Regions from separate parts of the Homo sapiens genome. Here region 1 is linked to region 2. The links are chromatin loops, found by intact Hi-C in ENCODE. Cell type or tissue: heart left ventricle. All regions are shown on one strand.

Region 1 (8,000 bases), 280 kb after region 2:
TGGGAAATATTTCAGTTTGTATGCTTAGAGAAGCCTTTAAAGGTGCCGAAACCTCCCGCAGCAGTAAAAATAAAATGACGGAAAGACCAAAGTTGACGTTCAATTACATTTAATCTGCAATTTCCCAAACTCATTACACTTCAGAGAATTGTTCTCTTGAGTAATACCTAAGAATTATGCCCCAGGATTAGTTTTCTGACCCACTGTGGTACATGGTGCTTTATAATATTATAGATATTAATCACAGCTAACCCTTGAACAATGTGGGGACAGGAGCCCTGAGCAACGTCGCAGTCAGAAATCCACGTGAAAGTTGTGATTCCTCAAAAACACAGTAGCCTGCTCTTGGCCAGAAGCCTTACTGATAACATCAATAGTCAATTCACAGATATTTATGTATATATACTACATTCTTACAATAAAGTAAGCTAGAGGAAAAAAAGGTTATTAAGACAGTAATGAGGAGGAAAAACCATATTTACAATTCATTAAATGGAAGTGGGTCATCACAAAGGGCTTCATCCTCACCATCCTCTCATTGAGCAGGCTGAGGAGGAGGAGGAAGAGGAGGGGTTGGTCATGCTGCCTCAGGTGTGGCAGAGGTGGAAGAAAATTCTTTCAGTGACCTGTACAGTTTAAACCTATATTGTTCAACAATCAACTGTAATTTGCTTAATGCTTCACAGCAGCTGGCATAAAAGGGAGATCTGATTGATTGATTAAATTATATATCGGGTCAGTAAAGAAAAAAATAGCCTTTCTAAAATAGGAACTATGGTTTCTTGTAAATAATAAGGGGGAGGTTGCAGCTTGTTGGAACATTACCCTCCTGAATTAGAGTTGAATGAGTACCATAAGGTAAAAAATACATAGCTGGAATATTACAGTCAATTACTTTACAGATAATGTAGTCAATCTAACTTTTGGAAACTAATTACTCAAGAGAGCATTTTTCCTGTTTCTTTGCCTTGGTGAAATGTAGTACATGCTTATTCATAATATGTAAAGATCTGTATAAGTAGAAAAAATAAAACCACTTTAAGTTTCATCACATAGATGAGTATGTTGATATGCACCAATGAAAGTCATTCTGTGTGAATACAAATCAGGTACTAAGGAAGAAGAGTGTTATTAGTTGTTTATTCTCATTATTTCTATTTCCTCTCTTTCCAGTCAAGTTGAATCTACTGTAATCTGGCCCCTGTCATTTGAGTCTTTAAAAAAAGGGGGATGGGCCGGGCGCGGTGGCTCACGCCTGTAATCCCAGCACTTTGGGAGGCCGAGGCGGGCGGATCACAAGGTCAGAAGATGGTGACCATCCTGGCTAACACGGTGAAACCCTGTCTCTACTAAAAATACAAAAAAGTAGCCGGGCGTGGTGGCGGGCGCCTGTAGTCCCAGCTACTCGGAAGGCTGAGGCAGGAGAATGGAGTGACCCGGGAGGCGGAGCTTGCAGTGAGCCCAGATCGCGCCACTGCACTCCAGCCTGGGTGACAGAGTGAGACTCCGTCTAAACAAAAAAAAAGGCGGGGGAAGAGGCCATGCATCATGGCAGGACCGTGCATCTCAGAATTCCTTATTCAGAAAATCTGGAATAGGACGTAAGAATACGAATTTCTAACAAATTCTCAGGTGATACTCACGTTGCTGATTCAGGAGGAAAACTGTGGGAACCACTGCTGCGGGGGATTATTATTTCCATGGGGCTAGTATTGTACGTAATACATGAAGGAGGACATGGAAAAGGATCCACTGTGGCAAAGTAACCCCATTTCTATCTGTTTTGCATGTTACATGTTATCAAACACAGAACTCAAATAAGAGAAAAAATAAGTGTGTAGTTTTGCTGTGTAGAATAGGAAAAAAAGCTTTAAAAGTCAAGATTTGGGGATTTTGAAAATAAGCATTGTTGTTCATTTGTGATGCACATTAAGTGCTAAGACCATAATCCTTCGACATTTTTCTGGTATCATACGAAATTATGTCAATCGGATATTTAATTTGTGTCAAACTATGAACAGTATCAGTTGTCATTTAAAAACAAACAACTAGGAATTCCAGTCTGGACCAGATAATACAGACTCCCCTGTCTTCCTCTATCCCCTTTTCCTCCCAACTAAGTGCAGTTATAATTCCTGAAAATTATTCAACAGGCAACCACAGGCGACATTTGGGAGGTGGCAAGAGGGAGGCAAATTGATGTAGGACCCCAGGATTGATGGACCAATACGGTAGGAAGATATTTCATCTCCCCTCCTCCCAGTAGAACAAGAGGAACCAGCCTGGATGTTTTTGACCCTAACCTAGCAATGAAAGGTAACCCAGGTGGGCTCATTCCTTGCCAGGATCTAAAGGGAGCTTGTCCTGCAACAGCGGGGGAGCTGGCATAACAGGCAAAAAGGATTGATTAAGAGCCTTTCTAATAGTAAGTGGATAGGGAAAAAACACGCCTTCCTCACTAGGTCTGAGAAACCTCCTCCCACAGAGATCTACTGAGTTCTCAGTCATTGTTATTATCATGGATTCATTCCTTTCTATTTATTTCAATGCTTTGGTGTCCTCTTATTAATTCAATCATTTATGAGGTGAATGACCAACTCTTTACATTAAAATCCTTCTAGTCATTTTTCTGTGCATATGAAACTCACTTCAAATTTAATGACATAAGGAGGTTGAAAGTAAAGAATAGGAGAAGATATCTCATGTAAATGTTAATCATTACAGAATAGAATTTACTATATTAGTATGTGAAAAATAGACTTCAAAGCAAGGAAAATCACTAGATGCAAAGAGAGATGTTACATAACTATAAAATAATCAGTCCACAGTGAAGACATAGGAATTCCAAATGTGTGCACACCAAACAGTAGAACCACAAAATATATGAATCAAAGCCTGATAGAGCTGAAGCAGGAAATAGACAATTCCACAATCATAGTTGGGATGTAAAAACCTCTATGTAAGTAACTGACAGAACTTCTAGAGAAGAAATCAGCATTGATACGGACAAACTCTACACCACCAACAACCAACTGTGTCTAATTGAAGTGTATTGAACATCCAAAAAACAACAGCAGAATATACACTTTTTTAAGGGCTTATGGAGCATTAGCCAAAATAGACTATAACCTAGGCCATACAGAAATCTTCACCTATTTAAATAATTGAAGTCATACAGAATATATACTCTGACCATAACAGAATGAAACCAGAAGTCATTAAATGGAATACAACAGGAAAATCTCTAGAGGCATGAAAATTTTAAAAACACATTTATAAATAATCATAGGTCAAGGAGGAAGTCTCAAAGGAAATAAAAATATAAAGAGCTGAATAAAGCCTTTATAAACACTAAAGAAATAAAAAGAAAGAGAGCACAAATCACCAATATTAGGAATACAATATGGGCTATCATGGCAGATCTAACAGCCATTAAAAGGATAATAAGTGAATACTACAAGCAAGTTTCTGCTCAGAAATTCAGCAGCTTAAAAGAAATGTACCAATTCTTTAAAACCAAAGCTACTAAAACAATCACACTGATGTAGACAATCTGAATTGGCCTGGGACTATCAAGGAAATTGAATTTAAAATGTATATGCTCTCAAGAAAGAAATTTCCAAGCACATATTCTTTCATTCTATCTAATATTTGAAGAGTGATTAATACCAGTTGTACATATTTTTCTAGAGAAATTAAAAAGAGATTAATTACTAACCTACTTTATAAAGCTAATAAGTTTTTATGTCAAAACAAGATGTGGTAAAAAAAAATAAAATTACAGACCAACAATTTTTATGAACTTTGAGTCAAAAATGTTCACCAATTAGTGAGAAATTAAATCCAACAGTGTATAGAAAATATTATATATTATAATCAAATGTGATTTATTCCAGGTGTACAAGGCTTATTCAAGATTCTACAATGCAATTTATCATATCAACAGGAAGAAGAAGAAAATCAGATGATCATATCAATTGATTCAGTAAAAATTACTATAATTCTACACCTCTTCTTGATCAAACTCTCAGCATATTAGGGAATACAGAGGGATTTCTTCAACTTGATAATGAACATTTACAAAACAAAAAACAACAACAAAAAGTTTACAGATAACATTATACTAATGATGAAAGGCTGAATGTTTCCCCCTAGAACTGGGTACAAAGCAAGAATGTCTTCTCATGACTCTTACCTGACACAGTAATGGGGATGTATGGCACTGAAACAAGTAAATAATAAAATAAGACAAAGAAAAAAAACAAATTGAAAAGGAAGATATCAAACACTTCCAATTTTCAGATGCTATGATTTCTATATGGAAAATCCCAAGGTATCTACCAAAAGAAAAATCCTAGACTAATTGAGTTTGGTAAAGTTTCAAGATACAAGGTCAACACAAGTAAATCAGCAACATTTCTTTATATTAGTAGTAAACATGAGAATATAACAATTAAAAACAGAGTATCATTTACAATCACTCCAAAGGAAATAAAATACTTAACAAAACATATACTGACTCTACAGACTGAACATTACCAAAAGCTGATGAAAGAAATAAAAGGAGACATAAATAAATGGAAGAAATATCATGTTCATGGGCTTCAAAAGTCAACAGTAAAGATGCCATTTTTTCCTAAATTGATCTACAGGTTCAGTGCAATTCCTTCCGAATCTCACCAGGGTTTTTGGTAGACATAAACAAGTTTATTCTAAAATTTGTATGGAAAGGCACAGGTCCTGGAATAACTAAAGCAACCTTACAAAAAAAAGAATAATGTAAGAAGAATCACTCTATCTTATATTAAGGTTTATTATGAAGCTACAATAATCCATACAGTGTGGTTTTGACAAAGCAAAGCAAAGACCTATAGGTCTTTGCTTCCCATAAGTTGGGAAGGAATAGAATAGAGAACCCAAATATCCCCACACGAATGTGATCAAATGATTTTTAGAAAAAGTGCAAAAGCTATTCAGTGGTAGAATGATAGCATTTTCAATAGATGATGCTGGAACAACTGGACATCCATAAGCCAAAAGTAATGAACCTCAACCTGAACTTCACATCTTAAAAAAAATAACTTAAAATGTATTGCATACATTAGTATAAAACCATAAAACTTTCAGAAAAATACATACAGATAGAGGACAATTTTCAGGAGCAAAAACTAGGCAAAGAGTTATTATAACTGAAAGCAAAAGCATGAACCATAAGGAAAAAATTGATAACTTGGAGTTCAACACGATTAAAAACTTTTTTTTTGTCTGTGAAAGTCCATGTGAAGAGAATGAGAAGACAAGCTACAGCCTAGAGAAAGTATTTTCAAACCACATAGCTAGCAAAGGGCAAAGGCTAGTAAGTAGAATATATAAAGAACTCTCAAAATTCAATAGTAATGAAGAATCCAGTTTGAAAATGGGCAAAGACGGGAAGAGAAATTCCAGTAACAAAGACATACATATGGCAAATAAACACATGGAAAGATTTTCAACATCACTAGCCATTAGAAAAATGCCAGTTAAGACCACATGAGATACAATTACACATCTATTAGACTAGCTAAAATTAAAAATAATGACAATACCAAATGCTGATGAGGAAGTGCAGAAACTGAATCACTCGTGCATTATGGTCAGCCCTGTGAAGTGGCCCAACCACTCTGAAATTGTTTTGCAATTTTTTTTTATAAAACTAACAAGCAATTACTATAGGACCCAGTAAATTTACTCTTGGGTAGATACCCCAGACAAATGAAAACTTATTTTCACAGATAAAACAGCATACATATGTACCCAGAAACTTTATTTATAATAGCCATAAACTGGAAACCTCTCAGATGTAGTTGAAGACATGAATAAACTCCCACATACACACTATGGGATACCGCTGAGCAGTGCAAAGCAACAACCTGGATATGTCTCTGGGGAATTATGCGGAATAAGTGGAAAAAGCCAATTCCAAAATGTTACACCCTATATTATTGTAACACCTTTGAAATGACAAAATTTTAGAAATGAAGAAGAGACTAGTGGTTGCTAAGGGGTTGGAATCCATGGGAAGATACAGGAGGGTGTGGCTAAAAGGCAATATGAGGATGGTTGTGTTGATGGAACCATTCGGCATCTGGACTGTGGTGGCGGATGACAAAATCTACAATGTGATAAGATCATATAGAACTAAACACACACCCCACACATGCAAATGAGTTCAAGTTAAGCTTGGATATTCTGAATAAGATGGATAGAGTCTATCAATGTCGATATCCTAGTTGTAATATTGCACCATCATTTTGTAAAATGTTAACAATGGAGAAGGTATTTCTTACAACTGCAGGTGAATCTATAATGATCTCAGGAAAAAATTTCCATTAAAAAATACCAACAACATGACAGACTAAGCCAAAAGTATTTTTCAGGAGGCATGTCTGCAGTGGAAACTCAATTGTTCTGAACCCAAGAAATGTACAGGAGGTGGAAACAGATGTGTACCCAACATCAGCCTATAAACACAAAACCTAACCTGAAAGGCTAAGAGCTTTATTCAAGCGCTATTCAATCAGCCTCCCAACCTCAGTTGCTATGCCGTACACATTGTTCTAATTAGAGGGTCATTTCCTTTGCACAGATGTTTTCAATTTCAACAGACCACAGTGACGTACAGAGCAACAAAACAGTCCTTCTCATCTTCAGTGACTACATCTCTCCCCTAAGCCACAAGAGTTAAATCTTTGGACAGTCTTTATGAATGCGTTCTGAATAGAAAACACCCCTAACAAAAGGATAACATATTGCACTAGAAAAAAACGATTTTATCCTACGGACTAAATAGTAAGCCACTCATTTTGAACACACTTCTTATAAAATAAAACCTAAGAACAGTAAGTACAAAATGAGCAAAATTGACTAAACTTTGAACTGGACCAATCAATTTTATAACATATATAAAATGTAAGTGTTATCCTTGCCTTTATTTCTGTCATTATAGTTACTTATGTGTTATATAAATATTGACTTTTTTTCTTATAAAAGTGTGCATTCAATTAAATGTAGAGAGGAAAAAAAGTGCGGAGAAGGAAATAAAACCCAATCACAGTTCTATCACACAAAACTAACCTCTACTTTTATTGTGCTTTAGTTCCTTGAAGCATTGATTTTATTCATATATGTATGCATTTAACTGAGGTACACCTACATGTAGGACATGAATCATAAAGTCACACTTGATGAACTTTTGTGGACATTTAATCTGTGACCCACATCATGACACAAGACACCTCCAGCCTTCCTCATACCACCTCCCAGCTAATGAAGACCCTCAACTCAGGTGACTGCTTTTCTGACCTCAAGACAATAGAAGAGCTTCCTGTTTTGGAATTTCAAATAACTGAAATGTGTGCTTTTGTGTCTGGCTGTATTATCCCAAGATTAAGTTAGTGAGGCTCATTCAGTTGCACGTAACAGCAGTCTGTTCTTGTCCCCCACTGTGGTATATTTCACAGCAGTTTATTTATTCTTCTACTGGTCATGGATATTTAGATTATTTCTACTGTGGGACTATTATGAACAGTGCTGCTTTAAATGTTATGTATTTTGGCAGTCATAGGCACGCACGTCTACAGGGTACATACCTGGAGATGAGATTACTGAAGATGACGGTGTGCATATGTTGGCTTCTAGTTGATGCTGCTAATTTATGGGCTCTCCAATTGTTTCTTGTGCTCACTGACATTGGTTACTGTGTGTCCTTTTAATCTTAGTCAGTTTGGTAGTAACATAAAATAACAACATATTGAATGCAGAATTGTGTACCTTATGCCGTACAGTTAACGTTACATTATCCCCATGAAATCCTAGTTCTGACCTGCAGTTATAATCACTACAAGATTGACTTTCTGCAAAAACAAGAACAGCCTCTAGGAAAGGTTCACAAAACCTGCATAAAACGATAACATATTCCAAAATTCTAAAGTTGCATTTAATACCACAGTTTGTGTGTGTGA
Region 2 (8,000 bases):
TAACTCAAGAGTAGTCAGGCAAAGTAGCCATAATGAGTAAAGATGGGGAGAGACAGAGAGGGTAAGGAAGGGAGAAGAGCAAGAGATAGCATGGAGAGGGAAGGGGCAGAAGAGAAAAGAATGAAGAGGAGGATGAGACTCAGAGAGAGGGAGAGAGGGAGATAGAGATGTGCAGAGAAAGGAAATCTTTCAAGAAATCTACAAAGTGTCAGGCACACCTTCTTGATTGATTTTGGGATGCCTATAAACAGCTATATAGTAGACATTAGGGGTGTGCTGGGTTTCTTTCATTTACCTGCATTAATTCTTCCCTTTTCCTACATAATTTTTCAGTCAGGGAAGCTGATTTCTATAGATTGTATTGCCTGGGCTCCCATGTGGTAGGTGGGAGGAGGGAGATATTAGCACAGGGTTGGCATTCATGCCTTCCTCACCCCGTGGCCCCAAGTTCTAACAGTGGTTAGGTCCCCTGGAGATGCAGTTTCTGTCAGGGACCCTGCTTTGGGGCTCCAGAGAGTTCTAGTAATAGAATAGAATTTTCCGTTATATGTCTAATTTATACCAAGAACCAAGAGTACCTGACTACGGCATACAGGTTACAAAAATCAACCTCTCCATCAAACGTGTTTTCCAAGAGCATCTCTTGAAATGTATTCTTCTCAACTGACAGGACAGAAAAGTAGGAAAACTGTGAGCCAATCCAAAAAGCTGCATAAAAAAGACAAGACAAATTTTTAGATTAAATTTTACTGTTAAGTTTGCTCCACAGAGGCATAGTGGAAGGCAGTGTTTGTGACACTCTTGCAGTTAATACACACACGAGAGTCACATTTCACCAGGCGTTTGGGGAAAAGTGAATCGACTAGAGGAGGAAAGAAAGCTGACATCCACCTCTTTCTTAATTCTTCCAATTCAGTAGCAGTGAGAAGCTTTTGGTACCAGTTGTTTACATGGGGCTTCACTCATTTCATAGCCTTTTCACATTATTTATCTCATTTGTTCTTCACAGCATCTCATGCTGTGGTTACAGCATCAATTGTGATGAATATAGGATACTGAGTCCCTCCTAGAAATGACTTCAGGAACTTCACCCCCCAACTCCACAATCTGGGAATGGCAGACAGATTCAGCACCAGGAGAACATCACATAAAGGACAAGTGTGTATGTTTAAAAATGGCAAGTTTCGGCCTGGCATGGTGGCTCACGTCTATAATCCCAGCACTTTGGGAGGCTGAGGTAGGTGAATCACGAAGTCAGAAGGTCGAGACAATCCTGACCAACATGGTGAAACCTTGTCTCTACTAAAAATACAAAAATTAGCTGGGTGTGGTGGCTCACACCTGTAATCCCAGCTACTCGGGAGGCTGAGGCAGGAGAATTGCTTGAACCCAGGAGGCAGAGGCTGCAGTGAGCCGAGATTGCTCGCTGCACTCCAGCCTGGTGAGAGTGAGATTCCGTCTAGAAAAAAAAAAAAAAAAAAAGACAAGTTTCTGCTTGACTTATAAGACCTAATCCAATGTATTTCTAAATCAAATAACAGATAGATGAAGGCATTTTTAAAGCAATTATCTCAGGTTTTCAAAACAGGTTTAAGAATGCGGTATCAAAGCCTGGACTAGGTTTCAATATTTCAGTATTTACAGATGACGTCTCAGAAAACAAAGAAGCCGTTATTGACAAGTGCTTTCCAGGCCAAAGGCAAGTGCCAGGGAGTATAGTGACAGTGGATTTGCTGCCAAACTGATGATTTTTTCTTGTTTTCTTTTCAGCCCTATTTGTCCTGGGCTCGGAATGTTGATGCAGCTATTTCTATTTGGTTATGGGTAAGGAAACGCTGCATTTATCACTGTGCCTACGTTTTCCTTCAAAGAGGCACGTGTAACTGTGTTCAATTGCAACTGAGAGCGTATTTTAAAAAGGAATTTGGCTTCAATGTCATTAACTGACCTTAAATAAATTGCTTGTGAGATTTTACAATATTAAACTTAGCTCAGAAGAAATGCTGAAATTAGTAAATAATGATTTTTAAGAACTTATATATGTCATCTTTTAAAAAACCTGCTACTTCAAATAACTTCAAAGTGAGGAAAAGCTTTTATCAGCTTTAGAGTTAAAATGCAGATGTTAATCGCAGGTTAGGATCTTGATAATTTCTAAAAAGACAAATGCAGCATTATTTGTAAAAGTACATACAGTCGTGTACAGCATAACAACGTTTTGTTCAACGAAGGACCACATATACCATGGTGATCCCTCAAGATTATAATGGAGCTGGCAAACTCCTGCCAACTCATCAGGCAGTCGCCACTGTAAGACTGTAGCAAAATGCATTAGTCCTGTGTTCGTGGTGATGCTTGTGTACACAGACTTACTGCACTGCCAGTCATATAAAAATACAGCACATACAATAAGGTATAGCACATAATACCTGACAATGATAATAAATGATTAGGTTACTAGTTTAATATGCTATAGTTTTTATTGTTATTTTAGATTGTACTCTTTATGTTAATATATTATTAAAAGGTCAGTTGTGAAACAGCTTCAGGCACTTCCTTCAGGAGCTATCCAGAAAAAGGCATTGTCATCATAGGAGATGCCAGCTTAATGCGTGACGTTGCCCCTGAAGACCTTCCAATGGGGCAAGAAATGTAGGTGGAAGACAGTGATAATGATCCTGACCCCGTGTAGGTGTAGGCTATTGTGTGGTTTGTGTTTTAGTTTTTAACAAAAAAGTTTAAAAATTAAAAAATTAAACAATATAAGAGCGCTTATAGAATACGGATATAAAAAGAGACAATATTTTTGTTCAGCTATACAGTGGATTTGTGTTTTCAGTGGAGTGTAATTACAAGAGTCAGAAAGTTAAAACAAAGTGAAAAGTTTATACTGTAAAAAAAGTTATAGTGGGCTAAGGTTAATTCATTATTGATGAGAGAAATTTTTTTGTACATTTTGTGTAGTCTAAGTGTACAGTGCTTGTAAAGTCTGCAGTAGCATACAGTAATGTCCAAGGCTTTCACATCCACTCACCACTCGCTCACTGACCCAGCCAGAGCAACTTCCAGTCCTGAAAGCTGCATTCATGGTGAGTGTCCTACACAGGTGCATCATTTTTATCTTTTATACCATATTTTTACTGTATCTTTTCTATGTTTAGATATGTAAATACCATTGTGTTACAATTGCCTACAGTATTCAGGACAATAACAGGCTGTACATGTTTGTTGCCTAGCAGCAGTAGGTGTGTAGTAGGCTCTTCTGTCTAGTTTTGTGAAAGTTCACACTATGATGTTTGCATAACAACAAAATCACCTATGGATGCGTTTCTCAGAATGTATCCCCATTGTTAAACGATGCATGGCTCTGTGTGTGTATGTGCAGGACTCTGTGTGTGTGGTATATGCATACCACATACGCACACATCCACACTATACTATGCACTCTACATATATACAACTACATAGGCAAATATAAAGCTGCATGTGCATAAATACACAAACAAACACACATACATATGTATAAAAGGTAATGTATTGATATTAATACTGACAATGTGTACTAAGCATATATTTATATACCCTTAAATGTATATTATTTTAATACATACTATATTATGTTATATACTAATACACTTTTTTAAAACTGAAAGAAATCTCGTTGCCAATTTGTGTTTCTAAATATGATGTCCATATTTTTTCTGATTTTATTACTATAGCTGTGATCACGTCATGTAACTTAATTTTGATGATGTTTCTCACAGTATAGTTTGAGGGTATCCAGCCTCAGATTATCTGAGGATGTAGCTCAAGATTTCCTAATTTTGCAAACAGCAAGCTTCCCAGGAGATTCTTAGATTCCTGCTAACAAAAGGCGGAGACTCACTGGACAGTTACTGAAGATAGACAGTAGGGGGCGGAAGGGCCCACGCTTCTTTGATATTGGTGGCTTTGGTTTTTCAGTGACGGGGGACACTTTGACTTCAGGTATGTTCTGCATTTAGAATTTTCAAATGAACGTTTCTTGTCTGTTCCCTTCTTTTTTCTGCCTCCAAACATAATGTCTATCATTGTAAAAGTAATAAAAAATCACTGAACAAAATTTGGAAAATACCAAATGAATAACAATAGAAATAAAGTAAAAAAAGAACCACTCAAATTCCCATCATCAAGAAATAAACATTCTGATAATATTTAATTTTATTTTCCTATATATATTGTGTGTGTGTATATATGTATGTGTATATATATACATATATTCAAAATGTATTATAACACAAAATGTATAAAATATATAATAGTATAAACAAAATTATATTATATATGTCATTTTCATGTCATATGTCAGATATAGCATATTAATACATACCCAGTTTTCTAAAATGCTGATCTCTTTGAAATATTCAATTATCAATTGTGTTTCTTTCCTCACTGAAGTTCCTTTTTACGACTTTTGGTAGTGAAGAGATAAAGTTCATTACAAAACATGCCAGGCTTAAGCAATTTTCCAAAGGGATTAACGAATTGCAGTGGCCGCAGGCTATGTAAAAATTTTTAAAAGGTGGTGTCTCTCATATTCTTCAGCATAACTTGGGTCACAGAAACCCAGGCATAAAAATTCATTGTGAACTCATATTCTACCATGGCCTGACACTGGTAAGTTATTTTGTTGCAAAAGCCTTAAGCAATTTGAGATGTCGAAGCACGTTTTCAAGAGTTAGCACATCTCCATTGTCTATAAACTGCATGCATATTTTATGCCTAAAAAATATTTCATCTTCTGATTTTCTAGCTTTCTTCTGCAGGTTGTTTTTTTTTTTTTAGAATATTTTTCAATCATTTTAATTCTCTATTGTAAAACTTGGAAATCTCTACTTATGGACTGCCAAGAACAGTCTGAAATTAAATCAATTTACTCTCACTCTTAGTGAATATTTTGGGAGTGCTAGGTATTGAATGTGTCCCCCAAAAGTTCATGTGTTAGAAATGTAATCCTTCTGCCCCTATGATGAGATGAATGGATGAATGAGGGCTCTGTTCTCATGACGGGATGAATGTTGCTGTCCCAGGAGTGGGTTTATTATCACAGCAGCGTTATTCTTGTGCCTGTGAGCTCTCCCTGGCTCCCTTGCTCCCACTCTGAGCATGTGATGCCCTCTGCCATGAGGTGAGGCAGCAAGAAGGCCCTCACAGATGCCGGCACTGTGGACTTCCAGCCTCTAGAACTATGAGCTAAATAAACTTTTTAATATAAATTACCTAGTTTGTCATCTTTTGTTACCAATAAGAAAAGGCAATAAGACCGGGAGGTTCTATTATGATGTCATTCATGGGAAAATGGTAGACAGGACAGAATCTTTGCTGGCTCCCTAGATACTGCCTTGGAATGTTACTCTTGGAAAACAGTGGCTACAGAGTGATGCCTTTCTCCATAACTTTAATTTACCTTAAGAAAAGCTTTGAGTGCTACTGAGTCGGGAATGAAAAACCTAGAGAATGTTCTGTCCTGTGGGAGCAAGGAGTATAGTTAGTCCCTGTATTACTACCCAAAGGGGCATGAGGCTTCACCCTCCTTGGGCTCCCTAGGGACTTATAATGCCTTCCTGTAATTATCGGGCCAGTTAATTTAATACTAATCCACTTAATTCAGTTAACATCAGATTTGTCCTAGGGATCTTGTTACATCCTTTTGTATACTAAAAGAGAAAAAGAAAAAAAAAAAGATTTGCTTCTCTTTCAATATTCCTGGGAAGTTGGATATCCACATGGAAAAGGCAGATCTCTAGTTCACAACAGATAAAAAATAAATTTTACTCAATGTGAAATTAAATGTAAAAAATAAAACTTCAACATTGTAGAAGAAAATATAGAAAAAGCTCTTTAGGTCTGTGAAGGAGAAAAGAATTATCGAAATCAGGCCATAAAGAAAAAGTACAAGTCATAAAGGCAATAAATATACAAATAGAGTTTAACCTCTGAAACACTTGACCGAATGTTCTGAGGTAAAAACAACAAACCAGCCATTGAAGGGAAGAACAGATTGACAGTGCATATAACACAGAAAGAAGTAGTAATCAAACTATTTAAAATTGCCTAATAAATCAAAAAGAAAAGACCAAAAAAGGAAAAAAAAAAACATTGAAGGATAAGAATAAGCAATTGACAGAAGAAGAATTTGTAATGGTCAATAAAGAGATGTAGTAATTTTTAAATTATAATAAACAATGGAAATAAACAGAATGCCCATTAGCAGGATAGGTGAATATACATATTTTTGTACGGTCATAAACTGGAGCGTATTATTCCCTAGATTTTTGTATTTCTGAAATTGTTTATTAAAATAGTCTTAGTCTCTCTAACAATTTAAACAAAGCCACTAAAAGGACCTGGTGCTATATTGTAAATTAAAATTTACATGCCAATGGAAAGAATTGAATTAAGCATAGTTCAGTTTGCATTTTTTTGAAGCAATGTATTTTTAAAGACAAAATAACTGAACTAAGATAACAATTTATATAAAAGAAAATGGCTGTTTCTGCTAAATAGCCTGTTGCATTTGAAATCTTTGCTATCTCTGTGGAGACCAGGAGCAATCTAAATGGAAATAAAGTAACTTTATAATTGTAAATGTGTATTTGAGTGAAAGCTAACTTTAGGGAATAGTAGAGAGTAAACTGGGTATTCACAGGTAAAGAGAGATAATTTCTAGAACAAAAAATGTCAGCCAGAAGAAATGGGCCAAATATTAGTGTCCTCGTTTGGATTTTAATGAAGTTGTCAAATTTATGGGCTATGATAACTTATAATGGGCAAAAGAATGTTAAGTAGTCTAGATGGGAGAGGGCAGAAATTACAACAACAAAAAAATTCAGACACCAAATGATGACACAATCTTCCAAATTATAAATCTGATCTCATTTTTATTCAGTGACATTTGATATCTCTCAACTTTCCACACTTTAATATATTCAGTAGTAAATTTGATAGGATTGAAAAAAATGACACTATAATTCCAAAGTCTTTTGCATAGATCATTTCTGAGAATCTGTGCCTAACCTAACCTCATTTCCAGAAACTTCTCAAGCTGCCCCATGTCTCAGGTGAGTAGAATGGAAAAAAAGACGCGATTAACTGCTCTAATATTTTATTTAAATTTAATATAAGCATTTGCCATTAGTTTACAAGTAAATGCTTTAATACGTCAAGATTCGTAGAGAAGATTCTGAATCTTGAATTTTGTCGATGACTCAGTGTTATGGAAAATCTAGAACAGCAGGGTCCCACCTCATGGTGACAAGAGATGGAATGTCCTAATCGTTTAATTATTGGTTGTAAAACCTATCCCTTGCAAAAACAGGGAGGCTTTTACGACGGCATTGTGTCTGCCTGCTAGCGCCCCAGGCAGCTTCGCAGAGCTTCCCAGTGCTGATGAGATGGTGGAGACTGCTTTTGTGATGATTTTCCAGAGTTTGTTTATTCATTTGTTCAAATAACATTGACTATGTGGAAATGATTATTTGGTGCCATTAAGAGATTGATTGTGTCTCATTCTTAAAAGTTATAGACTTTATAAACAAATGTTATCATTATATTAAATACTAATTTAAAATACAATAACAATTACATTATAATAAATACTATAAAAAAATAGAAAAATTATACATCTTGTCAGTCCAATCAACTGTAAAATAATATTACATGAGATACTGCCATAATACTTTTCAAGTTTCAAAATTGAAATCGATTAAACCTGTTTGAAAACCTATATACATGCGTTAAGCAAGATGCTACAGCTTATTTCTCTACTAGCTGGCTGTGACTTTCCCTTTCGTTTTCCCTATTTACTCTATTAGTGAGGAGCCCCTTATCTCGTATTTTAGGTCCACATTTGTACATAGTTCACAACAGGAATTAGTAAATAAAAGCTGCTGACAGCAGTACTTTAATTTCCCCCTGAAGCTCATTCATCTGGGAGGTAGCCAGCCTCTGTTACACCACAA

The links. Peaks named below come from ENCODE experiments on the same cell type or tissue, not always from the same donor. Only the 100,000 strongest peaks of a DNase experiment are listed, where the experiment ranks them.
Region 1: a loop joins it to region 2, with 2.6 times the contacts of the local background. A loop is called at or near these places in 4 of 110 quality-filtered maps.

The regions. Positions count from the first base shown.
Region 1 is chr10:4,371,432-4,379,431 of GRCh38, reverse strand. No RefSeq gene overlaps it. Among named protein-coding and RNA genes, the nearest start is that of LINC00703, 8.8 kb to the left of the region's middle. In heart left ventricle, no CTCF peak of the experiment used is centred here; no DNase peak of the experiment used is centred here; H3K27ac peaks cover 2,011 bases.
Region 2 is chr10:4,652,690-4,660,689 of GRCh38, reverse strand. It overlaps MANCR (mitotically associated long non coding RNA), which reads left to right. Exons shown (of 4, transcript NR_024475.1): 2 at 1,010-1,237; 3 at 2,965-3,089. It overlaps LINC00705 (long intergenic non-protein coding RNA 705), which reads right to left and starts at 4,534. Exons shown (of 3, transcript NR_015425.1): 1 at 4,370-4,534; 2 at 579-708. In heart left ventricle, CTCF peaks have their summits at 3,704 and 3,914 (motif pointing right); a DNase peak (open chromatin) is centred at 3,929.